Regions from separate parts of the Mus musculus genome. Here all the other regions are linked to region 5. The links are chromatin loops, found by intact Hi-C in ENCODE. Cell type or tissue: heart. All regions are shown on one strand. Each heading gives the region's core, and the rest is flanking DNA. Links, peaks and the distances in the headings are about the cores only. Region 1 has its middle 27 kb from the start of Fdx1. Region 2 holds the start of Rdx (radixin). Region 3 holds the start of Fdx1 (ferredoxin 1). Region 4 overlaps Rdx (radixin). Region 5 has its middle 20 kb from the start of Zc3h12c.

What was found. Peaks named below come from ENCODE experiments on the same cell type or tissue, not always from the same donor. Only the 100,000 strongest peaks of a DNase experiment are listed, where the experiment ranks them.
Region 1: it touches region 5 in a loop (2.1-fold over the local background); 2 of 42 quality-filtered maps call a loop at or near these places.
Region 2: it touches region 5 in a loop (4-fold over the local background); 11 of 42 quality-filtered maps call a loop at or near these places.
Region 3: it touches region 5 in a loop (2.7-fold over the local background); 3 of 42 quality-filtered maps call a loop at or near these places.
Region 4: a loop joins it to region 5, with 2.7 times the contacts of the local background. A loop is called at or near these places in 11 of 42 quality-filtered maps.

What each region holds. Positions count from the first base shown.
Region 1 is chr9:51,987,826-51,993,959 of GRCm38, forward strand. No RefSeq gene overlaps it. Among named protein-coding and RNA genes, the nearest start is that of Fdx1, 27 kb to the left of the region's middle. In heart, for the core only: CTCF peaks have their summits at 3,192 (motif pointing right) and 3,837; no DNase peak of the experiment used is centred there.
Region 2 is chr9:52,044,952-52,051,085 of GRCm38, forward strand. It overlaps Rdx (radixin), which reads left to right and starts at 2,990. Exons shown (of 14, transcript NM_009041.3): 1 at 2,990-3,481. It also overlaps the pseudogene Gm6981. In heart, for the core only: a CTCF peak has its summit at 2,927; DNase peaks (open chromatin) are centred at 3,120, 3,240 and 3,820; H3K4me3 peaks cover 3,538 bases; H3K27ac peaks cover 3,208 bases.
Region 3 is chr9:51,960,134-51,966,267 of GRCm38, forward strand. Fdx1 (ferredoxin 1) reads right to left here and starts at 3,469. Exons shown (of 4, transcript NM_007996.2): 1 at 3,138-3,469. The coding sequence starts at 3,334. In heart, for the core only: no CTCF peak of the experiment used is centred there; DNase peaks (open chromatin) are centred at 3,038 and 3,448; H3K4me3 peaks cover 1,925 bases; H3K27ac peaks cover 1,535 bases.
Region 4 is chr9:52,051,235-52,057,368 of GRCm38, forward strand. All of the region lies in intron 1 of Rdx (radixin), which reads left to right. Among named protein-coding and RNA genes, the nearest start is that of Rdx, 6.4 kb to the left of the region's middle. In heart, for the core only: a CTCF peak has its summit at 3,637; no DNase peak of the experiment used is centred there; H3K4me3 peaks cover 558 bases.
Region 5 is chr9:52,165,859-52,171,992 of GRCm38, forward strand. It overlaps a transcript of Zc3h12c not described here. Among named protein-coding and RNA genes, the nearest start is that of Zc3h12c, 20 kb to the left of the region's middle. In heart, for the core only: CTCF peaks have their summits at 3,027 and 4,602; DNase peaks (open chromatin) are centred at 2,293 and 3,023; H3K4me3 peaks cover 2,317 bases; H3K27ac peaks cover 1,750 bases.

The DNA of each region.
Region 1 (6,134 bases), core at 461-5,460, 180 kb before region 5:
ACATTCAATGGCTGCTTACAGTTTCGGAGGGTGAGTCCATGGTCATCGTGGCAGGGAGGGTGGCAGCAGGCAAGAAGGCTCGGTGAGGGAACAGTAGCTGAGACCTTACATCTGGTCTACAGCAGCAACCAGATCAAGAACTCACTGGGAATGGAAACTTCAAGTGGTGACACATTTCCTCCAACAAGACGACACTTCTCTCTGCTTTCCAAACAGATCCATCAGCTGGGGACCAAGAGTCCATGTATGTGAGCCTCCAGGGGCCATTTGCAGCCAACCCATCTCAGTGTTCTTAACCACCGACTCATCTTTCCAGGCCTAACTTGCTGTTGCTTTAAGCCACTACTTCTATATTTATTTGTCACAACAGCTCAGGTCAATTAACATGCTCCCCTAGCCACCCAAGCTCCTCCAAGCAACAGTTAAAGAATGGAAGATTCATAAATACAGAGAGGAAATAGAAAAAGATTTTGACAATTATTAGAAGATGGCAAATTAATGGGTGAAAAGCAATTTAGCAGAGATAATAGCAACCAGAGGGTGTGAAGACATGGTCAGTTGTCAACAGAGGCCAAATATAGTCACCAAGTAGATGAGTAATGAGGCACCGGGCTGAAACAGAAGACAGGGTGAATGTACAGACACAACCAAGTCAATGCTGTGCCAAGAGCTAGGGGCATCCCTGGTGCTTACCTCCAGTCCAAGTCCTACCACTTGAACTTGTATTGTATATATCAGTTCTGCCCATATACTTTCTATTGGAAAGAACTAGTCACAAGCTTCTTCCTGGAGCAAGAGCTAAGAAGCACCACACAGAACAGACAGGCTTTTGTACAGCATCTCTGTACTTCAGAGGGAAGATGTACTTCATGAAGCTCCATGTCTGCTGCATGCTCTACAGCATGCCACCCTAAGATTTCAGATCTCAGAGGATCCTCAAAAGTTCCAGAAAAAACAAACAAACAAACAAACAAACAACAATAATAAAAACAGATCACATGCTACTTGAGGATAATCAATCTCACTGGCACCAAACTCTTCAATACCAGTACAGAATTACACATTCTCAAAATTCTGAGAGAAATGTATCTTGCCGCAGAAATGTCTATCATATCTAGCAAGCAATATTCCCAGAAGACAGTAGAAATGTATAATGAAGATGTTTAGGGAGAAAAGTAGAAATGATATTTACTTCATGTGTTGCCAAATTTGAGGGAAAACTATGATGAATAATTTGCCAAATGTTGAATTTCTTGGGGGAAGAGGTGATTGTAAAATAATATAATAAAACTAATAAGCCAGGCGTGGTGGTGCATGCCTTTAATCCCAGCACTCGGGAGGCAGAGGCAGGCGGATTTCTGAGTTCGAGGCCAGCCTGGTCTACAAAGTGAATTCCAGGACAGCCAGGGCTATACAGAGAAACCCTGTCTCAAAAAACAAACACAAAAACAAAACAAAACAAAAACCCTAATAAACTATTAAGTGGGGAGGGAATAGACATCCCTCGTTTTAATTTTTCTATTTTTATCATTGTAAATTGATGTTATAGTTGCATGTATTTATTGGGTACACAATGATGTTATGTGGTGCTGGAGACATGGCTTGGCTCCTAAAAGCACTTGCTGCTCTTCAGAGGATCCATATTTAGTTACCAGCACACAAATCATAAGGCTTAAGACCTGGTTTGTCCAGTTCTAGAGAATCCAATGCCCTCTTCCAGCCTCAGTGGGCTCCTGAACTCACATGGCATACATGCAAGACACATAGGTAATAAAAACCAAATCAACAAATTTAAGTAACATTATGACTTAAAAACACAATGAGGAACCAACCATTAAACCCCCTATAATTAGCATCTCAAATGCCTTATTTCTTGCGGTAAGAGCATTTGATGTTTTCTCATTATTCACCAGGCTTTGTAATATTTCAACATTTTAAAAGTAAAACTTGATTCCTCCTGTCTAACTGTGGCTATGTACCTACTGACCATCGTCTCCATATCTCTTTATCCTAGATTAGAAGATTAACAATTACCAATGTCAGGCTAAGCAGACTCTGTATAAAGAAGATATGATTGCATGCATCAGTGGTGAATAACAGCAGATAGATGTCATTAGATTTTCTTAAGATTTATTTGTATTCTTTTTAATTATATGTATGTGTGTGTGTGTGTGTATACATGTGGCTGTCCCCGTGAGGGTGACTCCTGGACTGCAGGAGTCCCTAGAGGCCAGAGGGGTGAGATACCTGAGACTAGAATTATAGACAGCTGTGAGATACCCAATGTAGGTGCTGGGAACTAAACACTGGTCCTCTGGAAGAGCAGCAAGTGTTCTTATCGACTGAGCCATCTCTCCAGCTTTTAAACTGAATGAATATTTCATAACTGTTCTGGAAAATAGGGGGAAGAGAAGTGAGGGAGAGCTGGAGTGGGAAAAGAAATTTAAAAAATCTCAATAATTTTCATTCTAGAATCATAGCCTATACACATATGCAAAGATCATGTACAAAGGACTTCATTATATTTATCACTGGAGAAGAAGTTGGAAAATGGAGATAACATAAATATTTGAGTGAGGCATAGTGCTATTCATTTATATTTCCAGCACTCAAAGAGACTGAGATGGGAGAATCACAAGCTTGAAGTCAACCTGGGCTACACAGTGAGACTATACCTCGAAACAGACAGACAGCAATAACCAAAAAGACTGGTTCGTCACATCTTAGTTAAACAGGATATGATGTAAATAAACACTCTTCAAATCAATCATCCCAATATGCTGGCATGGTATATGCCCAGATAATGAAAACAAAGCACAGACAAACACAAGAGACTCAGTGCACCAGGGGCTTTCCTCTGGCTGTGGCAGACTTCTGACAGCAGTAACTCAAGGGAAGAAAGTCGCATTTTTGCTCCTGGTTTCCCGGGACTATAGGTCACTATGGTGGAGAAAGCTTGGCAGCAGGAGCACGTCAGGCTATGGCTGTGGAAGCTGGTAGCTGGTCACAGTGGCCACTACAGTAGAAGCTGGTAGCTGGTCATACTGGCCACTACAGTAGACAGAAAGTCAAGAGAGCTACAGCTGAAACTCAAAGCTGGTATCGGCTTCAAGGGCCTGCTACCAATGACCTCTGTCAACTTGCCTGACCCCATGGTCAAAGGGACCACAAAGTCATAAAACAGTACCACCAGCAGGGGGCCGCATAGTCAAACACCCAAGAAACTGCTCATAGAGATTGATTGGCCTTGAGAAGGAGGCTGTGGAGGGGAAGGCAGGACAGGCATGGTCTCATATTTCACTGCATGCTATTTTGTCAGTTAAAAGTCTATGTTAGTGAGTATACTATTAAAATAAAAATTTTAAAGGAACTTTTTAAAAAAGAACCTTGGTAAAAGAAAAAAAAACCAAACCAAAACAAGTGTCTTCTAAACATGACCTTGGCACTATGAACTCAGGGTGGCTGTGGCTGCCTGCTCATCATCAGCCAACAGTTCAGCAGATGGGGGGGCGGGGGGGGGCGGCAGGCACACAGACCCCCCAACCCTGGCTGAGGAGCCCCTGATAGCTGATGGCTGCCTTGAAGTGACAGAGGGTCAGATTCCTTTAGGGGTGTGGCCTCTGGCAGTTGCCCATGATCCTGTGGTTGGTCCTACACTCATGCCTAGACTGGGAACATTAATTGGACTCAGCAGGTTATTTAAAAAAAAAAAAAGAAAATCTGACAGGAGTTAGGGGAAGAGGGAAGGGTGTGTGTGGTCATAATACATGAGATGATCAAAGAATACATTTTAAAATTATTTTTAAAAACCAACTCTCTTACTTTCAGCATGTTTCCTTTAGGTGGCAGCAACTGTATTTTCTGTGTGTGCAATCCAGCTGGCTTGCCCTTAGGACCAGATCAACAGAGTGTTTTCATATCTTGTTTTGTTTTTCCCTCTCACAAGGGAAAGAAAAAAAAATCCTTGGAATGCTAAGTATTCATTAATGAAACACATGGTCCAGAAATATATTTCTGTTGTACTATCCCAAGTCCTACTGTCATAAAAAGAAAGTCAAGACAGACCAAGAGGCTAGCAATCCCGGTGGTTATAAAGCCAATGGGAGGGTATTTACCAAACTGACAATGCTTGTTTGCATGGTAGACCAAAGAAGGGGTCGCTTGTTTTGCTCTGGGTTCTTCCAAATTTCCTACAGTGTGAAAGGTATTTCCTGCAGACTTGTTTATTGTAGTCCTAATCTGTGCCACTTTAGCCTGCTTAGGCCCAGGGGACCAAGACTTGTGTGCAATTGTACTCCAGTTGCCTTGCCCACGTTACTTGCACACCTGCTTAATGGAAGTGCATGGTACGGAGAAGTCAGAGCCTCTCATTCTCTCACTGACAGAGTCAATGAGGGTAAGTTCTTACAGAACTACTCCTGGTAGCTAACAGAAAGGGTATCTCTAAAACCAAGGCCGCAGAAGAGTCCTCTTGTCACTGGGAGGGTCTTGGGAGAAATTGAGCAGATCCTGCTGTGTCATTACAGTGCACAGGTCAGCTTGGCTGTGTGCTAGGCTTAAGAAAAGAGATCTGGCTGGGCGTGGTGGCGAACGCCTTTAATCCCAGCACTTGGGAGGCAGAGGCAGGCAGATTTCTGAGTTCAAGGCCAGCCTGGTCTACAGAGTGAGTTCCAGGACAGCCAGGGCTACACAGAGAAACCCTGTCTCAAAAGGCCAAAAACGAAAAACCCAAAAAAAAGAAAAAAGGAAAGAAAGAAAGAAAGGAAGGAAGGAAGGAAGGAAGGAGATCTGTTTCTGCTTTTTGAAGAGATGTATCAGCATGTTTACCTGTGAAACTAAGGACAAATCAAATGATACCTGGTGTGTAAATCTCCCAAACAGTGGTATCATAGAACACTAAGAAAAAAAGAGTAAGAATTTAAAAAATCCCATGCTGTATAATGCAGTTCTACCTCAGGGTATATACACCAAGACAGGAAAGTATATCTGAATGGATAATGGATATTTACACACTAATATTAATAGAATTATCCATAATAGCCTAAAGATGGAAGCAACCAAGTGTGAACAGATAGAGAAATAGATGAACAAAGTGTGGTAGGTGTACAAAGTGGAAAAGTATTTAGTCTTCAAAAGGGAAGAGATTCTCACAGTTGCTATAAGAGTCTTTAGACATTAAGCCAGTCACTAAGGAAAAAAATACCATAAAATTCTGCACAAATCAAGTCTAAAAAGCAGACAGACTTCCACAAATAGACAATAGAATATAAGTTGCCTGGAGCTGAGAGGAAGGAGAAAATGGGGAAATTCAGTTTTAAAGGTATAGAGTTTCAGTTTTGCAAGGTAGAAATAACTGTAGAGCTGAGCACTGGTGGTGGTAAATAGCAACATGAATGTTCTTCACAGAACTCCACCCTGAGAAGTGCATGACGTGGGAGCTGCTGTCCTGTGTGTTGGCCTGCAATGATAAGGTACCCAAAAAGACCAACCAGATTGAACCAGAAAGTAATGAATATTCCTCAGAACTTCACTGATGTCTTAAGATGAGTGGATTACATGTCAGCTACAGAATTGTTGTCATTAAAACTTTTTTTCTGGGCTGGAGAGATGGCTCATTGGTTAAGGGCACTGGCTGCTCTTCCAGAGGTCCTGAGTTTGATTCCCAGCAACCACATGGTGACTCACAATCATCTATAATGATATCTGGTGCCCTCTTATGGCCTGCAGGCATACATGCAGGCAGAACGCTGTATACATAATAAAAAAATCTTAAAAAGAAAAGAAAAGAAAAGAAAAAAACAAAACAAAAAAACTTTTTCCTTTTTTTTTTCATGTGTACATGTGATTTGCCTCCATGTGCATGCAATGACCGTAGGGGCCAGCAGAGGGCATCAGATCCCTTGGGACTGGAGTTATAGACTTGTGAGCTGCCACTTGGGTGCTGGGACTCAAATGCAGGTCTTCTGGGAGAGCAGCCAGTGTTTTTAGCTGCTGAACTGTCTCTAGAGCCCCTGTTCTGTAATTATGTACAGATGTCAATAATGAATGTTGACCTGTAACAAGGCCCTTTCTACATGATTGGGTCAGTGTTAAAGAATAATTTTAAATAATCAAAATTTGTCCTGTATGCTGAG
Region 2 (6,134 bases), core at 394-5,393, 120 kb before region 5:
ACGGTTCCCTGAGCCCTGAGGGGAAGACTCTGATGGAGACATACATGCATTTAGGTCTCTCTCTGCACATTGTCTTGCTGTGATGCCTGTATTTGTTCCCATCTACTACAGGAGGAAACCCATCTGGTGATGGCTGAGCAAGACACGGATCTATGGGTATAGCAAGATCTATGGGTATAGTAGAAAATAAGAGTAATTTTGTAGCTACATTCCTTTAGCAGAACAGTAGTATTTGCTGTCCCCTAGGTCCTTTCTGGTGTCAGCTCTTGGTCATACAAGCAGTGTCAGGGATAGGGTCCATCTCTTGGAGTGGGCCTGAAATCCAATTAGATAGAGGTGGTCACTCCCACGTGGCATTCCTCTTTTCAATGCCTATGTCTTAGAAAGGAAAAATCCTGTACTGCTCAATTTACCTTTCTAACCCTCACTCCCCACCCCACCCACCCCAGGACATCAATCACATGCTGCTGCCTTTCCTGGCTTCTCTGAGGCAACTTCTACCTACCACTTTCCTCTCACCTCCTCTGGGAAGTTCTCTCAGAGTGAATTGCTCTCTTCTGTGTCTCCCTGGACACTGTGTGTAAACTTTTATTACAGCCATATTACACAGCACTGTTGGCTTTCCTCACCACCTAAACAGACGCAGGATCCCAGCCTCACTTAAACTAGCAAGAGGCCTAGAGCTTTGTCTCTAAAACAAGACAAGCAAAATAAAACAACAACAAAAACCCTTCATCTATAAATTATTTTCTTCATTTAATAAATACATTTTCTTCATTTCAGGAAGTACTTTTGCGTGTGCTACTGAGACTAATGCTTTAAAATTCCAGATTAAATTATAGTTGGAATTCCAGAAGTGACAATGAGCAAACATACTGTGGCAAGTCTAGTAAGAGTGTAGCATAGACATTTTGGCAATATCTCATTTTACATTTTTCTTTAGAGACAGGGTATCAGTATATAGCTCTGGATATCCTGGAACTCACTCTGTAGACCAGGCTAGCCTTGAACTCTGCTTCTACATCCCAAGTGTTTGCATTAAAGATGTGTGCCACTAAACCTGACTATGATTTTAAAACATCTTATATGCTATTTAAAAATATATCTTGACATCTATTGAATAATATCAGGTATCTTTCAAGAACAAGACTGTTTTAGGAAGTACGTATGGTTCTTTCCTCCCCTGAAGCTGAACTGTTTGGGATTAGGCTTTGGGTAGTGGAAGAGCATTTAGGTGCTCAGCAAGGAAATTCAGTTCTCAGCACCAGGAGGCACACATACCAACACCACAGCATTGAAGGCTTTGGGATATTTTGATTGAATATTCAATACTTCATTTAAAAGTGCTAATATCTGATGTGAAGATCAAAATAAAGCAACGGTATGTGTGTTTCCTCTTTGATTTTGTATCTAATAGGTATTACTGTGATGGAGTTTTTAGTCTATTCCAGAGTATTTTCTTCAGATGTGTTCTGAGCTGTGGACCCTCTGAACGACTGACTCTCCCACCAAACTGCTTTTTAAATATTTGTCTCTGTTTCCATTTTCCCATCCACAATGTTTGAGAGTACCCTTTTTATCTTAGCAGCTTGAATACTATCTTTTACTTAAATATTTACGAATATGATGGCAACTGAAATGCTACAACTTGGGTTGCATCTGCTACTGCAGGACATAGGATAAGATCAGAGCTCTTAGATTCAGACTTTTGAGTCAAACATGCCTTTGGGGTTGGCCATGGCTCTGCCATTTCCTAGCCAGGTTATACTGACAACTAACTTTTTTGAAGCTCCCCTTTATTCATTAGCTTCTTTTAATGCCAATAATAGCTTTTACCTTGAGCCCAGGGTTGTTGTAATCATTAAACAAGGCAGTCATGTGAAAGCACTTCACTGTTCTGAACATAAGACCACGAATGAATGCTTCGTTTTCAGTTGCAAAGTGTACCACCGACTTCCGACTTTAGTTTGATTAGTGTACTACTTGGGACTCCCATGACATTTTTACTGTCCCTATCTTTGTTGCACCCGTGGGGAGAGGGTCCACAAGTATTCAGTTGGTGGTCTCAGAGAACCACCTAAACCTGTTTTGGCTACAAAGCACACAGCTGGTTCCCATCCTTGAGGAATTTGCAATCTAAAGACTTCTGAGATTAACCTGGAGTCTCTGGGGGCTTTTTAATTGTTTAGTGAGGTCTCTTGAGGGTGAAGGTGGTAGCTCACTGAGGAGGAAGCTCAGAGAAAGGATCTGCAGAGTCCCTGGAAGAGCTACTGTCTCAGGAAAGGCAAGTCTAAGGCTTCCCTAAAGATGGCGTATTTGTCCTGTAAGAATTACGTACATTCGCGTTATATTTGTATTGACAGTTCGTTTACGAAAGAGGTATTGAGTAAACGGAACGCGGTAGGCAGGTAAGGATTGAACCATTGCTGTGTGTACAAGTGGCACCAAGTGTTACTCTAAATCCCAGCAGAAAGTACTGAGGGCAGGCAGCACCGAGGTAACCCCACCAGAACGCAGCCTCGGTCTCTCTCTCTAGCGAGTGGATACAGTGAGACTATGGTCAGACTGGTAACTTTTTCCAAGTCTAGAATAATTTAGGTTTGGCTGCTCTTTGGGCCCTACTTCCAACTTTTTTTTTCCTTTCTCAGCCTACTCCTTCTAACCGCCAAGGAAGGAGTATCCCTGCTAACAACAAGAACAAAAAACCTGATCGCATTATAGGGTCATACCCACTGGCGTTTTGAGGGAAGTTAAAAACACTGCAAAATTTAAAACCAACCAGCCTTTCTAGCTGGTTAAAAACCTGCACACATTAATGTTCTTTTTGTTGTAAACACTGGGCCCACTTCCCTCTCCTAGCCCGGGATCCTGCAGCCTAGCACCGAACTGCACCCTGGAGCGGCTGCCGAGGGGATCCCCCCTCCTCCCGGGAACAGCTCCACCTCGGGGGCGCTGGAAACGCCCTCCGTGAGTTCCCTGGCACCAGCGGGAGTTTCAAGTTTCCACTCGCGGGGCGGGGGCAGGCGGCGGGCGCGCGGCGAGCTTCGGGCCGCGCGGCTCCGCTTCGTTCACTGCGGGCTTCGGACTCGGGCTGGCCCGCGGCGTCCTCGTCCCGCGGGGAAAGCTTCGCGAAGGCCCCGCAGCGCGTATTCTCCCCCCAACCCCCGGCTGAGGCCCACTCGATTCCGCCCGGGGCGGCCGGGAGACACGCTCGCGGGGTTGGCGCTCGAGCCCCGGCCTCGCCCCGCCACTGGCGGCCCGCGGGAGGAGGGGGCGCAGGGCGGCCCCGCCTTCCCCCCCGAGGAGGCGCCGGGCGGCCATATTGCCGAGCTGTCTGCGGCGGCTGCGGCGCGTCTTCTCTCAGGCGGCTCAGGGCTCGCACCGCCGACTCTCCGCTCGTTCGCCGCCAGCCACGACGCCCCCGCCGAGCCGCGCCTCAGCCAGCCGGCGGCGGGCAGGGAAGGAGCCACTCATTTTCGGGGTAAGCCCTGCTCGGCGCGCTCCCCCGTCCCAGGCCCCGGGGGCCGCTCTCCCCGCCGAGGCGCTGAGGTGGCGGCCAGAAGTTGCCGGGCTGTGGCGCCGCGGCCCGGGGCCTGGCGCGCCTCACAGACGGACTCGCGCCTGGCCGCCCTAGAGGCGCCGTGGTCGTTAACGGCTGAGCCACGCCACTTACCCGGAGTCTCCCGCCGCGCCGTCCGCCGTCGGCCTGGCCGCCCCGTGCGTCGGGCGGTGCGGGTTCCCGCCGCCGTGGACTGGGCCCGGGGCTCGGGTCGGCGCGCCCTCGGGGGCCGCATGGAGCGTAGGTCGCACGCTCTCTCGCAACCCGGGGACGGGGACCGCGAGGCTAGAACTTCTCCCCCGGCCTCCCGTTTGAAAGTCGGGGTGTTGGATTACTAGAGAGCGTGCGGACGCGCGAGCCGCGGAAAGGCCGTCGCGTTGCCGGGTCCCGCCGCGCAAGCCCGCGAGGCCAGGCCCGGGCTCCCGGCCGCCCTTACCTGGGGCTGCAGTCACGGCCCGCGCCCTCCGGGCCCCCCGGCTTGCCCGCACCGCGGAGTCGCCTGGCGCACAGTGAGCAGACCCCACCAGGAAACTCAGCTTTTCTGCCTTTCGGGGCTCCCAAACTCCCATCGCCCAGCCAAGTTTGAAAGGGAGTAGTGCGTTATTTCAGTTGAATAGTCCGTTCCTACACAGATGTTTCTGTAAACGTTGCCAGGATTCTGGGTGGTTTTGTTTTTTTTTCCTCCCTCCCCAGAAGAGTGGTTATTCATTGGAAATGTGTTTTAAGAGGTCAAGTTTATAATTTTTTTTTTTAAAGTACAGTTGAGATTTTGTAAAAAGAGGTGTGAGGGAGATGCCCGGTTGGCTGTGCGGAGGCACCAAGATTTGCATGATGTAAATGTAAAAGCCGAAGATAACAAGGGTTTATGTGATAAAAGAATACTTGGACACTGCAATCTATTGTTGACCGAGCATCTTTTTTTTTTTAATAGAATACTTATAAGACTGTGACGAAGCACAGAATAAACAATTGCCTTGTTCATTTTGCTGCATAAATAATGGCTTAATCTGCTTGCCAAAACTGCCCCATCAGATCTGAAAAGAGAGCCTAATGTTTAGGATTGCGGGCTTTTTTTTAATCTTTAGAATTCTGTCACTTGCACCAGTGTGTACTTTATCTTTCATAATAATAATTTCTTCAAATATGACAAAATGCAGACTCCTTTTCAGATTGTCAGTATGCTGTGAAAAGAACCACAGTGGCTTTCATTGCATAGATCCCTTTGAAAACTGTATTTTGGAACATTACTCGGGTAGTCATTAGGAAGTCTTTAGCTTGTCTGCGTGAGGAGGAGTTGCCCTCTGTGGGCCCTACAAACTCATTTGCTCATCTGTAGCTTCACACGGGAGAGAATGGAGGAGGGGCTCAAGAGATGTTTGTAGAGTAGATTTAATAGATTTTGCTGTGTGGAAAAAACACATGAATCTTAATTTTGTGGGGATTATGATTACCTGGGTAATTACACAGCTTCATTGCAGCATTTCTGTGTAATGGGTGGGGACAACAGGTTTGCTGTCTCCTTCTCTTAGTAGCTGTTAGTAGTTGGGGGTAGGGGGGATGGGAGATAGGTGCACCAACTGAGTTTTGTTCCTTGCTTCACCATTCCCAAGAGCAGAATGTATTTTTATTAACTGGTTTTTAATCTCTGGTGACTGGTTGGAAGACTTATTTTCACTTTTTCAATCTCTTAATATAAAATTATGTGCAGTCTAGTATAGTAGATCTGAAATGTTGAGTGATGATGAGAGTTCAGAGTTTTCACTTAAAACTTAACACACTTTAAATTGAGCCATTTAAAAACAGGGTGGCAAATCTTAACTTTTTTCCCTAAGGACCAGGGCTTTTAAAATATTGTTCCATTGAGGTAGAGAAGGCTGAGCTGTGTTGTTAAAGCATATCTGTAGGGTATAGGCAACAGTTTTCTGTTATTGGTGCAGCCTGGGAGATTAAGTCACTCTTCTTGGATAGCTTGGGTCTCTTATTGCTGCAATCTGGGAAATAGGAAATCACTCTTGAATGACTTGGGCTCCCTGCAAATCAAAAGTTGGCTGGTACTACTCTACCCTGTTGACATCCCGAATTGGGAGCTGGCTTAAGTTGCTGCTCTATAAGGTTATTTTAAGTTTCTAGACCATAGGAGTCACTAGAGGGTGTTCTGGGAAAGCCCTGACTTCAGACTCCAATAGGAAGCTCATCCAGTCTGACCTCAGAGAGTTATTCTTTTCTATCTCTCGTGTGTTTTACAGCTATCCTCTCTGTCGCATTCATTAAGTTTCTATGTGTTTCTTAGTATTTTTATGGATGTATATTTTAAATCATTAAAAATTATAAAAAATCATGTACTACATTGGTAAAGTTATAACACCCAGAAATATGTAAAGTCATAGAGTAAAAGGCTTGTCTTCATGCCCAAAACTCTGCAGTCCTGTCCATGGCCCATTTTTCATAGTAATTGCCTTGTGTATAGAATGTGGCAGGTAGTGTTCCTGCAAGGATGAGCATACCCTATTCTTATCTATGGGTCTCAAGTCTGTTAGTATAAGGTTGTGCTGTAGCAAACCTTGACATGGGATTA
Region 3 (6,134 bases), core at 695-5,694, 210 kb before region 5:
GAGGTCGCCACAATACGAAGAGCTGTATTAAAGGGTTACAGCATTAGGAAGGTTGACAAACACTGTACTAAAGGTATGCAACCCTAGTTAACAAATGCTAAGATTAGTAAGTGATTCCTTAAGGACAAGAAAGGAAGCACAAGTAAGACTGGAAAGGTAACTCTTCAAGTGAAAGAGCAGAGAACTTAAGAGCCAGGAAAAAACAGCTTCTGGTCTCACTTCTAACAGCACTTTTACAGAAGTGACCATGGAAACCACTTCAATACGCAGGTAAAACAGAATAGTGACTCTATTGATTAAAGCATTAAAGTATTTTGTTTGTTTGTTTTACAGATTCCTACTTATTTCAGGCTAAGTTCCACTACTCCAATAGCCAAGGATGGCCTTGAACTTGGATCCTCCTGCTTCCATCTCCCAAGTGCTAGAATTACAAGTATGTCACCACACCCAATTTATGTGGTGTCAGAGATCAAACGGCTTCACACACACTACACAAGCACTCTACTAACTGAGCTACATCCTTAGGATAAACTGTTTATAATTTAACAAACTGAGAGAAACAGTTAAAACAGAGTGTTTTTATTCCTTAAAACACTATACACATGTATTTGACTAGAGTTAACTTCTGTCTACTCTCAACAACTGATTAGTCAATTGTACAGACCTTCCCACCCCAGCCCAGCCTCTGCCACATACACACAGCCCTTTCTAAGAGCTAGGTAATATTTCAAGTAGTGCAATAAACGTAATTCTTCTAAACCATATTCACCAATTAAATAGCCACTTGTTCTGCTCAACCCCAGCAGACACATTAACAAGGCCATAGTCCTGTAGGTCTCCAGGCTTCGTGGAGAAAAGCAGTGTTTCTCGACTTCCCTAATGCTGTGGCCCTTTAATACATTTCCTCGTGATGTGGTGAACCCCCCAAACATAAAATTATTTACACAGCTACTTCATAACTGTAATTGTGCTACTGTTATGAAATGTAAATATCTGTTTTCCAGTGGTCTTAGGCCACCTCTGTGAAAGAGTTATTTTACCCCACAAAGGGGTCTCAACCCTCAGGGTGAGAATCACTGCAGTAAAGTATAGCAGCAGTTACCCTTTCACTACATAGCCTGGGGCACTAGCAAGGGAAAAGGGGCAGCCTGTGGCTCCCTTCTTCCCTCATCACCTTTGCTCTCTGAAATGACTCATGAAGTAAGAACCACAGAGCTGCCAGCTGTAGCACTGCAGTATCTCACACGTCTGACACGCAAGAGGGTCCTGCCTCCATCCGCAGCAATACAAGAAGAAAGACTGACACCTGCTGTGCAGCACAAAACCTACTCAAGGTCTAGGTCTGGTTTTGCCAGCTGCTTAATATGGAAAACGCCCACTAACCTACCTATATACTTCTTGGGATTGTCTTAAAAGCACAGTGAAAGAAAGCCCTTTGTGATCAAATTGCTACAAAATATCAGAGTACTTGGGAACAAAAGCTTTCAATACTCACTTACTGAGAACTTACATAAATGTGGAATTTAAAACTCAGTTCCTAGAATTGCTGTCCAAATACAAGTGTGTACTTAACAGGAATGTCCTGCACTGGCAAAGCCAAGCACAACAGGCACTCCCCATGCACTAAGTACTTGAAATGACTGTAAGCCCGAAGCTTAAATACTTTTTAGCTTCACTTGTCTTAATGTTCAATAACCACATATGCCTGGGAGCTGCTGTGTTAACAGCAAAGGTCTGGATAATACGAGCTGGAAAACTTATTTAAGCTCTGTCAAGAAGCAAAGAATCCAAAACCTAATGACAAAATCGTGGGAACCAGTTTGCAAACGCATGTGTGTTCCCTTAAATAGTAGTCACACTGATTATGTACAATGTATGTCACAGCTTAAATCCAGAAAGCACCTGCCACAGAAATTAAGGCATCCATGGGTGAATGGTTGGAGGGGCCAGGAGAACTAGGACTGAATGGTCCTAACAATTTCCCTCTCACGTCATGCAAAATATCTGTATGTACAAATGTATTTGTATGCACAAATGTATGTACACACATTCTTGTTCCTGCTATAAATATAAGTTTTCTGAAGAAGCCGTATCTGCGTTGACTATTTTGCAGACTGATACACCAGGCACAAACATTTGTGTTGTGAAGAGGTGATTGCCACAGATCTAGAGACAGCCAAAGTTACCTTGAGTGAAGGCCTTTAATGGCCACGTATCACCAGACACTATTTCTGAGCTTCATGTTTACCAGGTAAAGACGTTTGGAACATATTATTCGGCTTCCGATCCAAATGCTATCTATGTAAGTTAGCTTTATATAATCCTGTGATCCACTTGGTGTCCCAGCAATATATTTGGCAAGTACATTGATTTGTGACTTTCTTTGGGACTGTGACTACAAAAGTTGAGCTAAGTTCTTCCACCGAGTAACATACAATCCAGGGAAACCTTAATCTGTGTTTCCAGACCAAAACCACTCTTGTTTCACTTTGAAGAAACTTTCATCTTCCCTTTGAAGTAACAGATGTGTTTTGCATTGACATTGACATTATATGATTCTCACCTTGTCCCTACACTTAGAAACCTGTAAGTAAATCTCGTCTTTAGTAAATCTAAGGGGACCGTGCTTTTGAGAACAAATATACCCAGTATCTCCACCCATGGTGGTGGTGGTGGGAATCTCTCATCTCTCTCTCTCTCTCTCAACATTCACCACAGAATTCTCTACACTATGACCCCCAGAACTGTTGCTAAGAGGCAGCTGCCTACTGAGCCCTCACTTTCAATCAGGTGCACGAGCAATGTTACCTTCACGGGGTCGTTTATCCCTTAAATCATCCTATAAGGGCTACACTGTTACCCTGGGTCAACAGGGCGGGTGTAAACCCTACCCTACCTGAAGTCAGCACAAAGGGCCAACACAAAGCAACCCCAATGGCGAAGTCGACAAGGACAACCCACCGAGGAAGCCCCAAAGCCAGCGCCCCACACCGCCCGAGCCAGGCCCAGAAGACTAGGGTCACGGGAAGAGCTCTCCGGCGCGGGGCCAGCAACCGAGAGGCGAGGCGGAAGGGAGTCGCGGGCGGAAACGCAGGCCGCGGGATGAGGGACCCATCGCCGCTGCCGCCGCGCCTCACCTGCTCCGCGCGCGCGCAGACACGCTCAGCGGCCGGCCGGGCCCGGCCTCTGCATGCAGGCGGGGACTCGGGGTCCACGGAGAGATGGCAGTTCCCGCTCCGGTCCCGCAGACCAGCAGCCGACAGCGGTCAAGGCCGCGGAAAGGGACGGAGGCGCAGGCCGCGCGCAGGAGTCGGGCGCCCGGAGCGGCCGCCATAACCCTGTCGGAAGGTTCCGGGTCCCGCGGAGTCCTGCGCAGTGCTGAGGGTCGGGTAGGTCCCGCGTGTCCGGCTGCGAGAGGGCTACACTCCCGCGAGCGCCCTGCGTGTCCTATAACCCGCGGCTGCGCCCCGCCTCGCCGCTGCCACGCCTTCGCGGGGCGGGGCCGAGCACTGTTCCAGGGATCTGGTTAAGAGTTCACCTTGAACTTTTTCTGCAGTCAGCTCTGCGCTCTGGAGCAATTACTCATCAAGGACTGACCAAAAAGCCACCAGATTAACTTTTGCCTTTTGCCATAGACCCTCAAAAACAAAGCAAATTATCACAGTTTCCAACACTTTAGAATACAAGTTACAGCAAAAGGGACCTAGGTTTTTCCTACACAGGACAGCAGAGAGTTATACAAAGTTTTAAAATGCCAATAGGCATTTTTATGAAGAGAGACATGCATAGGTAAAAGCATAAACTATCTCATAATCAATAATTTGCTATTTAGGGCTGCTGAAGAAAGCAGGTAATAACGGTCAGCCTGAACTGACAAACTGAATATATAAAATCCTGAGAAGTTAACAGGAAACTTTTCTTAAATGAGTAACTATTCAACAGACTTCAAAACTAGAAAGCCGACTTTTAAAACGCGCACGTTGTCATTGCTAGTACATTTTTGAAAGAGTTTTTGTGGTCAGATACGCAACCTCCAAACCTAAGTCCTATGTTGATCAGAGACCTTGGATAAATTACTCTTGGAGGATAAGAGTTTCCATGACTGCGGATAAGCTCACACTCAGGGCCACTCTGGAGGTTAGGTGAATTAGGGCAAGGAACTGCGTCACAGACCATGAGCAATACATACATCATCTTGAGCATTCCTGATAAGGTGCTGAAGGACAGAAGCACATGTTGCAAGCGAACTGAAGACAGTAAAAGACTACTTAAATATTCAAGCTGAGGCTGGAGACGTAGCTAGGGGTAAAGAATGTGTGTTGCCCTTGCAGAGAGCCTGGGTTCAAGACTCAGAAACCATAGAGCTGCTCACAACTCTCTGTAACTCCAGTTCCGGGGGATCCAAAACTTTCTCCTGGCCCCTCGGACACCAGGCATGCACATGGTACACATTAGATATAGATTCAGGCAGACACATACATTTGGGAGGAGAAAGGGTATTCTCAAGAGGCTGAGCACACGGCTCACCAGTTAGAGTACTTCTTGAGCTTGCACAGGATCTTATTTGGTTTCTCAGCACCCACTGCAGTTGGCTCCCAACTTAAAACTGTAACTCCAAGTTTCACAGTAATCCTCTGCCCTCGGGCCTCCACAGGCACCCACTGACATGTGGCATACACGTACCTACACACACATATTTTTAAATAAAAATATTTAAAAAGTAATACTTAAGAGGTGCAAAACTGGTCAGGTGTTAAGGACATTTGCCGCTCGTCCAGAGGAGCAGAATTCCGTTTTTAGCACCCATAGTCAGGTAGCTCATGCATGCCCAGAACATGCTCATTCTGACCCCATGAATACACATGCACACCTCAAGAAAATAAATACTTTTAAAATGAATATTTAAAGAGATAGTCTACCTGTATAAAGTCTCTCTAGAGGACATATGGATATTGAACCTGCAGGGTGTAGACATGATTACCTTAGTCTTTGGGCTAACATCATGTTTAAAACTCGGGTTAGAAAGGGGTGAAGAAATCCTGATGAGAAGGCTTTTGTTGTTTTTCAGTCCTAAACCCAAAACCTAAAACTTCATCAGATGATTCAACCATAGGAGAACTGGGCAAGGCATGCATTCCATCTCAGTCCTCCTGTAGAAGAACAAGCTTTGCTTGGCAGGGTGTGTATAAGGTAGTTGAGTAGTTTTATCTTAATAGTCCAATATATCAAGGCTTTAACTAGGCATTTAGAATAAGCTGGTGTTCCCAGGTAACTCAATATCAGCATTAGAATTCATGAAGCATCTTCATAGAGATCAAGGGTGGGAATTGTTCTCCAGACTTTGAAAGGCAGGTGAGGTCACGCTAAGGATTGAAGATATGGACATTCAGCAGAATTCCAGAAGAAGTGAAAAACATGCTGGCTGTGAACATAGATAAAGCAACATGGAATCATTGCAGACTTGCTTTTGCCCATGGGTCGCCTCGTCTATAAAGTGCCACCCCTCCATGTTTTACTCATGTCAAACCCACTAGTATTTTAATATTCTTGCTGTTACAAAAACCAACACCAATTGGGTAAATTATAAAGAACAGATTAAACTAAATAAGCCTAAATTGGAGGCTGGAGAGATGGCAGTTAACAGCACTGGCTGCTCTTCCAGAGGTCCCAAGTTCAATTCCCAGTACCTACATAGTGGCTTGCAACTGTCTATAAATGTAGTCTCATGGGATCCAATGCCCTCTTCTAGTGTGCAGACATATATGTAGACAAAACACCTGTAAGTCATCCTGAACATATCTCCTCAGACATTCATCATTCTTACGATGAGGACTGTAAAATCCTTCTAGCTTTTTGAAATGTACAGTGGAAAATTGTTATCTATAGCCACCTCACTATGAAACAGCATACCAGGACTGACTTAAGTGTTACAGTATGCATATTTATGTACACATGTGTGTGCATATATCATATATAAAAAAGCACTGCATGAAATCCCATTAGCATTTATGATTTTACATATATGTTGAAAAACTATAAAGAACAAAAATGTGGCATCTTGAGAGATAACCCAGATAGCTAAAAATACATGCTACTCTTACAGTGGACCTGAATTTGGTTCCTAGCACCCATGT
Region 4 (6,134 bases), core at 742-5,741, 110 kb before region 5:
TAAGGCATTTTCTCAATTAGTGATCAAGCGGGGAGGGCCCCTTGCTTCCCCTGGCAAGCTGAGCAAGCCAGGGGAATCAAGTCAGTATAGTAGCACCCCTCCATGGCCTCTGCATCAGCTCCTGCCTCCTGACCTGCTTGAGTTCCAGTCCTGACTTCCTCTGGTGATGAACAGAAACATGGAAGTGTAAGCTGGATAAACCCTTTCCTCCCCAACTTGCTTCTTGGTCATGATGTTTGTGCAGGAATAGAAATCCTGACTAAGACACCATGAAATTAATGGAATTTGCTATACTAATTTTCAGAAGTATTGATTGTGTAAGTACATTGGTTTATGATTAGTGGTTAGGTTTACTTTTTTCCTTTCTAAAGTATAGTGCAAATTCTCAGTAAAAATTTGTAAACACATCTCACACACACATAAGCATAGAATGTCTTTTGAAACAGGTTTATTATTTATAGCAGCATTTATATGTATTTTTTTTTTAAACCTGGAAACTATTTAGAAAGGAATAGTTGTCTATGTGATTAATTTCTTCTGTCTTTAATAGTAGACTCTAGCTAGTAACCAGATTAGTGGAAAAGGTGGGGGTTATATGGGTTTTCTCCACACTAAACAACAATGTGTATAACAGTGCTTGCAAATTCACCAATTTAAAATAACTAGAATTTTTGTTTTTATTTGTATTGAGTCAGGGTAGCCTTGGCTGTCCTATACCTTGCTATGTAGACCAGGCTGGCCTGGAATGCACTGAGGTTTTCTGCCTCCAGAATGCTGAGATTAAAGGTATAAGCCACCATACCTTTAAATAACATAGTTTTGTTGAGTAGGTATTTGCTATAAATTTGTGTATGAGTAAGCTTTGTCTTTTTCCTTATAGTTGACCTTTTAAGTATAATTCTAAATTTATATGTATTAAGTTTTATGTATGTAAACACTGTCACTAAATTTGTACATCTAGTGAGTGATATAACCAGACAGTGCTGACTACTTTTCTTTATGCTTTCTCTACATTGGAAATAATAGAGTAGTAAAGTTAATTTACTTGGAAAGATTGGGAACTGTTTTGTGTATTAGCCAGTTAAACCCAGCAGGCCAAATCCAGCCTGCTCACATTTTTGTAAATAAAGCTTTATTGGCCAGGCAGTGGTGGCCTTTCATACCTTTAATCCCAACAGGGATTGGGAGGCAAAGATAGGCGGTGAGGGAGGGCAGGTTGGTCAAGGCTACATGGAGAAACCCTGTTTTGAAAATCCCAAAATTAAAAACTTAAAAGTTTTATTGGAACTTGTCCATGCTGATTGTTTGTCTGTGGCTTCTCTTGAGCCATGATGGCAAACCATATGACTTACAAAACCTGAAATAGTTCTTTGCCTTTCTGCAGAGAGAATTAGCTTTCCTCCAGTTTGAAAGAAAAACAACAAACAACAACAAAAGCTCTACTGTATTGAAAGAATGTTTTAAACTGGGCCTTGTGGTACAAATCTATGATCCTAGCTGCCCTTGGATGAGGCAGGGGATTGCATGTTCAAGGTCAGTCTGGACAATTTAGCTCTCCATCTCAAAATAAAAAAATAAATAAATACAGGGCAGCAGATAGAGGTCAGTGATAGCGTACCTAATAGGATCCAGTCCCCTCGGTGGGGTGGACATGGGTACGGTTTTACATACAGTACAAAGGAGTACCACATTAGTATTTTCTCTGAGAGTGGGGGGTAACTAACTTTATAAATTGTACTACTAGTAATTGATATTCTAGAGGATTTTTTTTTTCTCTAAATTTTAGTTACTTCTAAACTTAGTTATTATTGGCTTTCAGGACCTTAAATGTTTCTTTTAACTTTTAAAAAGTTGAAATTAAATAAGAGATTTGCTACAAGTGAATTTGTAAGGTTTTGAGTCTTTACATCATTTAAGATACACTGAGTGAAAGTAATAGTAAATTCTCAACTCTGGCCTGGGGCCTTCTCCATTAGCTTAGACTAAGATGGTTTTTTCCTTTGGTTAGTTGTAGGATGAGTTGAGTACCTTGTCTTGATACAAAGTATCAAAGGGAATAGGGGAGGATTCGTTTTCAGAAGCTTCTCCCAAGAGGTTTTCGCCTTGGCCAGGATTGTAGCATGTTCTATATCTCCTACATTTGCCATTGCTGATCAGATTGTTTTCTTTTGATTTTGTTCCATTATTTTCCTAGTAATATACCAAATGCATTGAATTCTTTTGTCCCCAAGTGGAAAAAGAGCCAAAGTGATCTGTCATATATTAGTAATGCTTAAATGAACATGCAGCTAACATTCTTGGTTCAGAACTTAAATTATAATATGAAAAACATTAATTGCTGTTAAAAATGCTTTATTAAATTATTCTACAGGACTAAATCCAGCCTCCTGCCAGGTTTTACAAGTAAAGTTTTTTTTGAATGATTGCAACATAAGACTATGGCTTATGAAATCTAACATGTTTATTTACCTGGCCCTTTACAGAGAAAGTTTGCTGAACTTTTTTTTTTAAAGTGTCAGTCATGTATCCAGGCAATTGTTACACTATGGTACACTATGCATTTAGGATGGAAGAGATCCTGAGGTGTTGACAGTGTAAAAAAACACGTGCCATACTGAATATCTTAAAAGTGTATTAAGTGGGATTATGGAGTATGTCAGCTGGAATTAGTATTAGTGTATAAAGTTCAAAGAATTCTCTGTGATGTCAATTCTGGATATTTCTTGCTTTCTATTTTTTTAAAATTTTAAATATTCCTGTTTCTGTAAATTAATAATCTTTGAATAAAAGACAGGTGGAGTAGATGTATTTGTCCTTAATAAAGAATCCCCCCCTTTATAAAATGGACAATGAAGCTGTACAGCATCTTAGGGTTAATTGACAGTGTCTTTTCAAGTGTGTTATGTCTGTAGGCTAATATGTCTGAGGATAGCTATGTGCATCCCAACACATCTATAGATGACAGTGCCATGTTGAAGTGTCAAAAGTTGGACACTCATTGTAGGGGGGAATGGATTGAATTTTCTTCGATGTCATGAGAACTGATACTTAAATTTTTTAGGTTCTATATTTAAAGAAACTATACAAACTTAGTTTGGTTTTAAGTAGAAGTGTATATATTGGAAAGATTACTATATGTACCTCAAACAAGCAGCATGATAATTATAGTCATTATTAAATGTGACATTTAATTCTTTAATTCAATAAAATAACTGAAATGGTTTTAGAACAAGATATAGTAAGCTTTATTATGTTTGTGTTTGTTGTCTCATTGATTCTTACTAGCTTGGCCATTTTATAACATTAAGATGAAAAGAAAATGTTGTCCTTGAAAAATAACAGCTAAAGTATTACCTATAGCCTAGATCCTCATCAAAAGCAACAAAACCCTGCTACTGCTAAATAATGTCTAATGTCTCAAAAAATATAAGGTGTAGAGATATTTGTGAATACAATGTTGAGTCTTTGGTTCTTTACTGCTACATGAGTCTGCTTTTCTCTTCCCATTTCTAACGGCATAAAAATGTTTGTTTTATATTTATTTATTTTATATCTTAGTACACTGTCCCTGTCTTCAGACACAGCAGTAGAGGTCATCAGATCCCATTACAAATGGTTGTGAGCCACCATGTGGTTGCTGGGAATTGAACCTAGTCAGTCTCTTAACCACTGAGCCGTCTCTCCAGTACCTAAAAAAATGTTTTCTTAAATGTAAAATGAAGAAGTTGAACTGGAGATGGCTGTCTTACTTACATTTTAGCACATATTTACAAATGATGCTTCATTTGTCTTTCTGACTACCTTAGTAACTATATATTTAAAAAATATTTTAGGTCAGAATTGAAATTCAAGATAATATGTTATTTTAGTACCATTTTACACTTGTTTTAGAAATTAAAATTTTCTCAACTTGCAAATATTTTTTTAAAAATATCTTTAAAACATAGACTACTACCACATGAATACGTCTTAGATATCTTTAGAATTACCTATCAGTTTACAGCTTTGATGATGGTAGAGGAGAAAGCTTTCTCAGCTTTTGTTGTCTGGGACTGGCTTGCCTAGGACTGCATGAAGAAAATCGAATAGGACCAGCAGAACCTAAACCCAGGCTGTGAAGGACTCTGACCTCACTAACTAGTTCCATGCCTTCAGGCAAGCCTCTTAACCACTTCTTCCTTTCTTTTTAGAGGTATAGGAGTTAGGAGTTGGAATACTAAAGTAGGCTGGGGAGAAGGCAGGCAGTTAGGAGAATTAGACCACGTCTGTAAGTGCCTTTAAAGTGAGCATACTGCAGATGTAAGATAGTCTTGTCTTCTGCACTTCACTTGGGAACTGCGTAAGTTGAGAGAGAGAGAGAGAGAGAGAGAGAGAGAGAGAGAGAGAGAGAGAGAGATTACTACACTATTAAGCTAATATATATAATAAACTTTTTTTTTGGTTATTTTTAAGGTTTTAAACCTGAGTGTGTGTGAACTTGGATAAAGTTGTATCCTTTGTCACATATTCTGTTATGAATGTAGCAGTATCAGAGAGGCTGTTTCCATAAGACTTATTAGGGATCTTCATAATGCATTCAAGTTATTTTAGTGTAGTATTTATTTTTTTAAATATTTGTAACTTTTACCAGAGAGGAATAGCAATCCTTTATTTACTTATGTATTTAATATGAGTACACTGTTGCTATCTTCAGGCACACCAGAAGAGGGTATCTGATCCTATTATAGATGGTTGTGAGCCACCATGTGGTTGCTGGGAATTGAACTCAGGAAGAGCAGTCAGTGCTCTTAACCACTGAGCCATCTCTCCAGCCCTCAGTATAGTGTTTATAATGCTCTTTACTTACAAGTCTGGTGATTAAATCCAGTACTACTGTTATTTAAAGTGTTGGAAAAGAATCAAATATATTTGTGTATCTGATATATCTGACATAGATTTGTATATTTTAAGTTTTGATAATTACATTCAAGCACTATACATTTCTTATAATTTTATGTACTTCATACATTTATTGTATGAGCTTAAACACCTCTGGGAGGTGGTTCACAGGTCTCCCTAGAGTGTCCCACATGGAGGAAAAAGGATTGATAAGTTCTTTGTCAGTGTCATAACTGTTGATTTGCCTGCCGTTTACCTAATTGAGGCATTTTAAACTTGTTTTTATTGTATTACTTCCTAGTTTCCCAGAAAATTGGCCAAGAGTTCTTTTAGAATTTTATATAGAGACAACTACTTTGCTCTTCCGTAGTTTGACTCCCAAAAGACTGAAAATGGTTATAGTTAGGCCTTGGGAGAAGAATAACTTGAAAGTAAAATTAGTTTGGTGTTAATTATTGAAGCTTCAGTGTAAGCCACTACTAGACTCCGCTCGGCAGCACCTGTTGCAGCACCTGACCTGTTGGTGTGTTGTGCCAGTGCAGCAGAAAGCCACTTATATGAGGAAGGTCAGCCTCAGAGTTGAAGGACAGAGGATGCTATATATCAATGTTTCCTCTTTTGTGGCATTTTGTTTGTTCATATGGGTAGGTGGTGGGAGGTGGGAGACAGCTGCTGTCAGCATCTCTTCAGACTGAAGCCTCTGAACTGATAACTAGGTAATTGCTGCTACCTTTGTGCTTCTGAGGAACTTGGTATGCAAAAGACATATAGGGTGGAACCTCTGGAAGAAATTCAGGAGTGGGAGAAACTGCAGTGGCAAAAATTCACATTAATAAACCTGCAAGGGAAACATTAAACAAATTAAAGGGGCAAGGAGAGTCATTGCTTTATGACTATAACACGAACTTTATGTTTTATGAATATAGCTTTATGAATATAACATGAATTCAGCAATGGTTGGGCCACCAGCTTGTCTGTTTGGCAGCCATGTAGATAGAGAAGGAAGACAGGATGCTGAAAACAAGTAGTTTCACGTTAGAAATGAAGTAGTTTCTTGGCTTTTCATGTGATCTTTTTTTTTTTTCTCTTTTGCTACTGGCAGATGCTAGTTTTATTTAAAGTGTATCATCCTAGAAGTGACTTGATGTGTACCATTCATGGTAAATAGTATTTTGGTATGAACATTGTTCATTGATCACTAACTTGACTAAAACTTAGATTTTAATTCTACTTACATATAGTTTGTCCTAGAAAAA
Region 5 (6,134 bases), core at 457-5,456:
CTGCCACATGCCACAGACACTGGCCCACCCACTCTGGTTTCCAGCCAAGAGTCCTAGGACATGGCTCTCCCTCTGTGCTATCTACTTGAACCTAATTTTGAAGCCTTAGATGAAATCTGAAGTTTTTACTTCTTCGCTTACAGTGCTTAAGAGATTTCCATTCAGCATTATGGTCTATCTGTTAGTAAGAAGTCCTCCAGAGGTTAGGGCTCTTACGCTATACCTAAATTATTATTTACCAATGAAACAGGAGTATACCAACTTTAAATGAGCAACAACTGGCAGATCAGTTTATAATTGTACATTCTAACATTAAAAATATTTCTAAAACAATTCAGCCAACATCTTTTTTTCTTTAAAAACTTCAAATCAAAATGCAAAAGAATTACAACTCTTCTACACGTAGAAAGCAAATCACCAAGCATATACTGACAGCAACACTTTTAGATATCGGCAGTAGTTAAATGCAAGAACCATGGAACTCGTCTAGAGTAACAAGGTAATTCAATTTTGGACTAGAAAAAAACGTTTTAAAGATAATTTTATATTAACCACTTGGGGTCCAATTTGGCAGTTGTAACTGATTAAGATGTCTCCAGAGAGGCCCCAAATATAAAACAGGATATTTTTGTTGTGATCATTTTAAAAGGTGGTAAAAGGAAGTGAGTAATAAAAGCCCCCCACCACCACCCCCAGCACGCAAACATTCCAAGTTTCTATTTTCCATTGCACCAAAATAGTTCCATTAGACTTTCATGGTTAAATAGAAGTTAAAAAAAATATTGATCTCTTTGTTGTTAATCACCTGATTATGGGATCCAAGTCAGTGCTCAGAACCCTGGCTGCAGTAGGTCCCCAATTCAAGCCCACATAGCAAAGAGAAAAGAAAATGCTCATTTGTTTATAATGTTTCCTCTTTTGTTTTGGAGACAAGGGTGCAACCATTATAGCCCTGACTAACCTAGAACTTGCAATAGACACCAAGCTGGCCTGGAATTCAAGAGATCTGCCTGCTTCTGCCTCCCAAATGTTGGGATAAAGGCATGTTTACTCTTCTTAATGGTCATATACTAGAAGAATTGCAACTTACTATGAAAGTAAAAGCAACTCTTCAAGAAAAATATTCAAATATTTCAAGTCATAAATTCAGATTCAATCAAACAGGTTATTTTTGACATCTTTATGGTGCCATCAAGTGAATAGATTTACATTGCTGATGTGCAAGAACAGAAGGAAATGTCTGAAAAATGCATGGGCTTGGGCTTGGGCTTGGGCCATCTATTCAGAAGTCAGAGACTACCAAGATTTAAGAAACTGTAAGTAAAATCAATTGCTTATACATGTGAGAGACTACATAAACTTAGGTTATGCCCTTGTACCCATGACTTTGTTTGATACATCCTCTTCTCCAGCCCTGGCTGGCCTCACACTTAGGATCCCGTTGCACTAGCCCAGGGCTGGGATCACAGGCATGTGTCCCACTGCTTCTAGCTGTAGTCTTTTTAAATGGGTCTTGGAAAGTCAAAAAAAAAAAAAAAAAAGTGAGGTACGTCTGTCTCCTGGTTTCTGTTTATATTTGAAGTAGAGACGAAAATCTCAATAAGGCAATGAGTGAAGAACTGTACAACTTTCTCAGATTTCTAAATATACAACGCTTAGGCCCAATTATCTCTTCATCTATTCTAAGGCGGTTAAAAAAAAAAATCTGAATCAATAAGCGTCTGATGGAGCTGGAGATACTCCAAGACAGTCCTGCAACCAATAGGAGAACTTTCCCTAAATGTGGATTACGGCTTCATCTCTTTATCACAAAACTGAGAACACAAACCCCCAGTGTTAACGGATACCCAAAGCAGCAGGAGACCCGGAGTAATCAGTGCTTGGAAGCAACCGCTGTTTGTAAGGATTTTCAGGGACAATAAAGGATGATAAAACAGTGTAGGGAGGAAAAGCGGGATTCATTTCTCCAAGTTAAGTAACACCTTGTAGCTCACAGGGAGTTAAAAATGAGCCCAGCTGAAATGGGCGCGGGCTTTGGGCAGGAGGGTGAGGACGGGGATCAGGCGAAGGGTGAAAGGTTGGTTTCCCTAGGACTCGCCAGAGGACGGGCGGAGAGATGGCTAATGAAAGCGAATGGCTGGGGCTGGATAGAGATGCCGGGTGATGCCTCACCCCACGAGCGCGCGAGGGTCCGAGCGGCAGGATCACAGCCGTGGGTCCGTTTCCCTCGGCGGCGCCCGGGCCCGCCTCCATGTTCGCTGGCCCTGGCCCTCGGGCGGGCTGGAGCTACTGGACCGGCGTTCTAGGCCTCCGGGCCCGGCCTCCCCTCGTCGAATTCCCCACGGGGGCTGGCGCCGCCCGCGGGCAGGATGCGCTCGGCTTTCCCGCTCAGTGTTCGGGGCGGCGGGCGCTGCGCCACTCGACCTCGGGGGTCGGAGCCGCCTGGGCCTGGAGTTCCCTGAGCGTGGCCGCTCTGGCTCCGGCTCCGGCGGATCCTGAGCTCCGCTCTCGGGCGCGGCCTCCCCTGCCCCGCGGGCCTCCCGCGCCTCTCGCTCGGGAGCACACCGCACTGAGGGCGGCGAGGAAAGACTAGCGCGGCCATCCCGACCCTCCTCACACCCCGCGGGCCTCCGTGCCACCCACCTGCAATGTCTTCTCCGCAGCCATCACGGCATGCTCTGGAAGCCGGGCCGGCCCCGGGCCCCCTCCGCCAGGCGGCCGCCTCTCGCCTTAGCGCCGGGCCGCCGCGGCCGCCGCTAGGGCTCGGGCCGAGCGGGACGCTCCCCCATGCCGCCGCCTCGCCCGCACGCCCGGCGGACTGCACGCCAGGGCCGCGGCTCTCAGGCGCCCCGGGGCTCCGCCGCCCGCCGCCGCGCTCCTCGCTCTCTGCCTTGCTCGCCCGCTTACCCGCCCGCCCGCCCCAAGCCGCTGCAGCCACTGCGTACCGCGTTCCTCCCCTCCGCTCTCTTGACTTCCTTCGCTGCCACTGGAGCGGAGCTTGGCAAACCAGCACCTGCTGCTGGAGAACGCCGAGAACTGAAACAGGAAACCCTAAGCCAGGGGGGGAAACCCGGGAGGCTTGGGGAGGGGTGAGGGGAGCTGCTGGGACCTGTCGGGCTCTACCCGAGCCTCCTCCCTGCCCGTGCATTCCCCTCCCGGCCCAACCCTAGGTAGGGTCCCTAGTCCTCTCCCCAGCAAGAACTCTGGTCCCACCCTTGACCCTGACGGCGCCTCTTGTGCTGGCCACAACATCTCCACCTTGCACCAGCCCAGATCATGCCCGGGGCAGCCAAAGAAATCCAAGTGTTGCTTTCTAGGGGCATGTTACTTGTTTGTTGACTTATCATTAATACCTTGAAATGGGGGGTGGGGGCAAACAAAACACCACACCCTGCGTAATAAAGACCACTAAAGGAATTTAAACAAATGAAGCTGTAGGGGATTCACCCTTTGGGAAGGGCTTCCTTCAGCTAGGAAACCGGCTTTGCTGGAAATGGCAATCAACGTCGGAATTGAGGTTAAACCCGAGATGAACACAGATCACTTTAGGTTGGGTGCAGGCAGCCCTGTGCACAGAGGTGAACACCTGTGAATAGCCCTGAGCGCTGAGCGTTCCCGTTTCAGAGAAGTGAACAACACCTAGAGCAATCTAGGTCAACTTCTCAGAAACGCTCCCACCTCTTACTCACCTGCTTATGGAAATGTTAAATCAAAGCCTTACTTCTTGCCCTTGCAGGCTGCATCTAATTCTGAAACAGGAGGAACACTATGCCATCCATCATCAGTAGTTTACTTATCTCATGAAATCGTCACCATAGCCAGGTGAGCAAACTATTAGGATCCAGTTTATCGTCAGACTAGCGAAGTTCTCAAAGTTTATACAACTTAGGTTAGAGGAAAGATCCCTATGTGTTTGTCTCAGGGCTGGCCTAAGACGCCTTTGGCTACACGTTTCACCTTTATTAGAATTGTTTCTTGCTTTTCTGAATTGTTTTCAATAGGACGTAGATCATTTAAGCCTGGATCCCTGGCTACTCAATGTTCTAGTATTCATGATGCTTATTGAAGCTCAAACTGTATAGTTTAAGGTTTCTTTCGTTTTACAAAACCGAAACCCGCCTTCATAGCTCCGTGGAGCAGCACATCTATCCCCGTTACATCTGTTTTGCACTTTAAGTATTGAGGAGGTCCCAGCTGAACGCATCCTTCACATGATGCCCATGGACACTCTGAGCCTAAGAAAGCAGAGTGTCTTACTTAGCCTATTCTCTACTTTTGGCAGACTAATTTGGGGGCCTGTTCAATAAAGATTGCAGACAGGAGGTTGGCGTCTGTGGGCCACAGTTTTAGTATCACTTTGGAGACCCCAGGAAGACTAGCAATCTGCTCTCTGCAGCAGGTCAGATTTTTTTTGGCAAGAAGGATAGAATAGAATACTCTGGGAAAGCTGCCCCTGTACACTCCGCCAAACCTACAGATCTCTGGAGCAGGACTAAGAGAGTGGCAGGGACTTAGAAAGAATTTGGCTGGCAGACAACAGTAAGTAGCAGCCTTCTGACATGACTTTAGTGACACCAGGAGGTTTCTCCATTCTTAATGCAGTGCCGGGACAGCCTTCTTATTCTGCAGTTGACTCAGCCAAATCCCAATGAATGTGGATTAAGCATAGCTGAAGATCAGGGGCACTGTGTTATGTACTTTGGAGATAAGATGAATATCAGCTGTAAAAGCTACTAGTTATTGGATGATTATAAAATTCCAAATACTATTCTTTTCATGAGTTTTCTTGTTTAATGCCCCCAAAACCCGTGTAGAGGAGAACCTGCCATAACCCCCCCTCCCTTTGCAGAGAGAACCAACACCAGAACTACAGGCAGCAGATAACCAAGAGCAGACAACCAAGAGCGCAGGATCTACACTTTAGGCAGTTTGACTCGAGAATTAGGAGCTGTTTAAGAATATGATGTAATAATCGCCCAATATTCACATTGCTGTTTAGCTGGGGAGATAAGAACACCCAAAGAAAACCCTGAGCAAAGGGTTTGCAAAGGGAAATCTGAGGCAGATTGTGACGGGTGAATAGTATTCTGATGAGTTGTAGATAACCAAGATCGTGTCCAAGGACAGCATTGATGAACAGCCAGGGCGATCTGGGGAACAGAGATTCAAAGAAAAAGGCTAGAGAGGAAAAGAAGAGCAGAATCATAGATTGTGTGAAAACAGAAAGGGGGAAGAGGGAGGCATGGAAGAGAGAAAGGAGAGAGGTAAAGATGGCTATTTGGCTCTGGGTAGCCCACTAACCAGTGGAGAATCTGTGACAGGTTTTAGAAGGTCATCTAGAAAACCTCATATTGTAGGTAGACAAGACTACACTCACTGGATGGTCAGAAGGGAATGCGAAGCAAATGCTGAGGCTCACATGGTAGAACAAACCTGAACTAGTGATATGAATGGCAAGGTAAGAGAGGAGAGGAAGAGACTCGTTAATTGTTAAGTGTAAACCTCAGAGGCCTCCTGGATATCTGGGTATACACTCAGTGGGGTGGGGTAAGAGTGGGAGAGTGGGAGTGTGCCGTCACGTGAGTGTAGTGTGAAACCTGAAGGAAAGGCAAAGGGTGGGAGGGACGGAACGACTTCTAAAATCCAGAATTATTCTGTTTTAAATGTGCAGAGTGTCACAGTGTTATCTGTGGGAGATAGTTTAGTATATAGATTTATCTGCTAATGAAAGAAAAAGATGGAAACTTAACATGGTCTCCATTATACAGCAACCAGGTAAGGCTGTTCATTTGCTTGTAAAACAGTGTTGAAAGAAAATTTCTAATAAAAATAAAATGCTTCTATGGCTCTAAGTTAAATAGGCTGTCTGAGACCCCATTTACATCATCCTCTTACCCCAAGCTGTACTTCCTGGTAAGGAGAGAGGCATATACAGGAAGATTTTCACAGGTATAGAGGAAGTTCTAATATTGCAATGAAACATAATTTAATCTGAACCTGTCCTTTCGGTGAGGTAGGAGGTCAAACCCTACTTGTCTAGCAGTAAACTTTCCCTGGGCATCCGGCAAGTCGGGCCCCTTCTTGCTATCAGTTTTGGGGAGTGAATCTATATTTTAGTTATGAGTTCAAGTCTG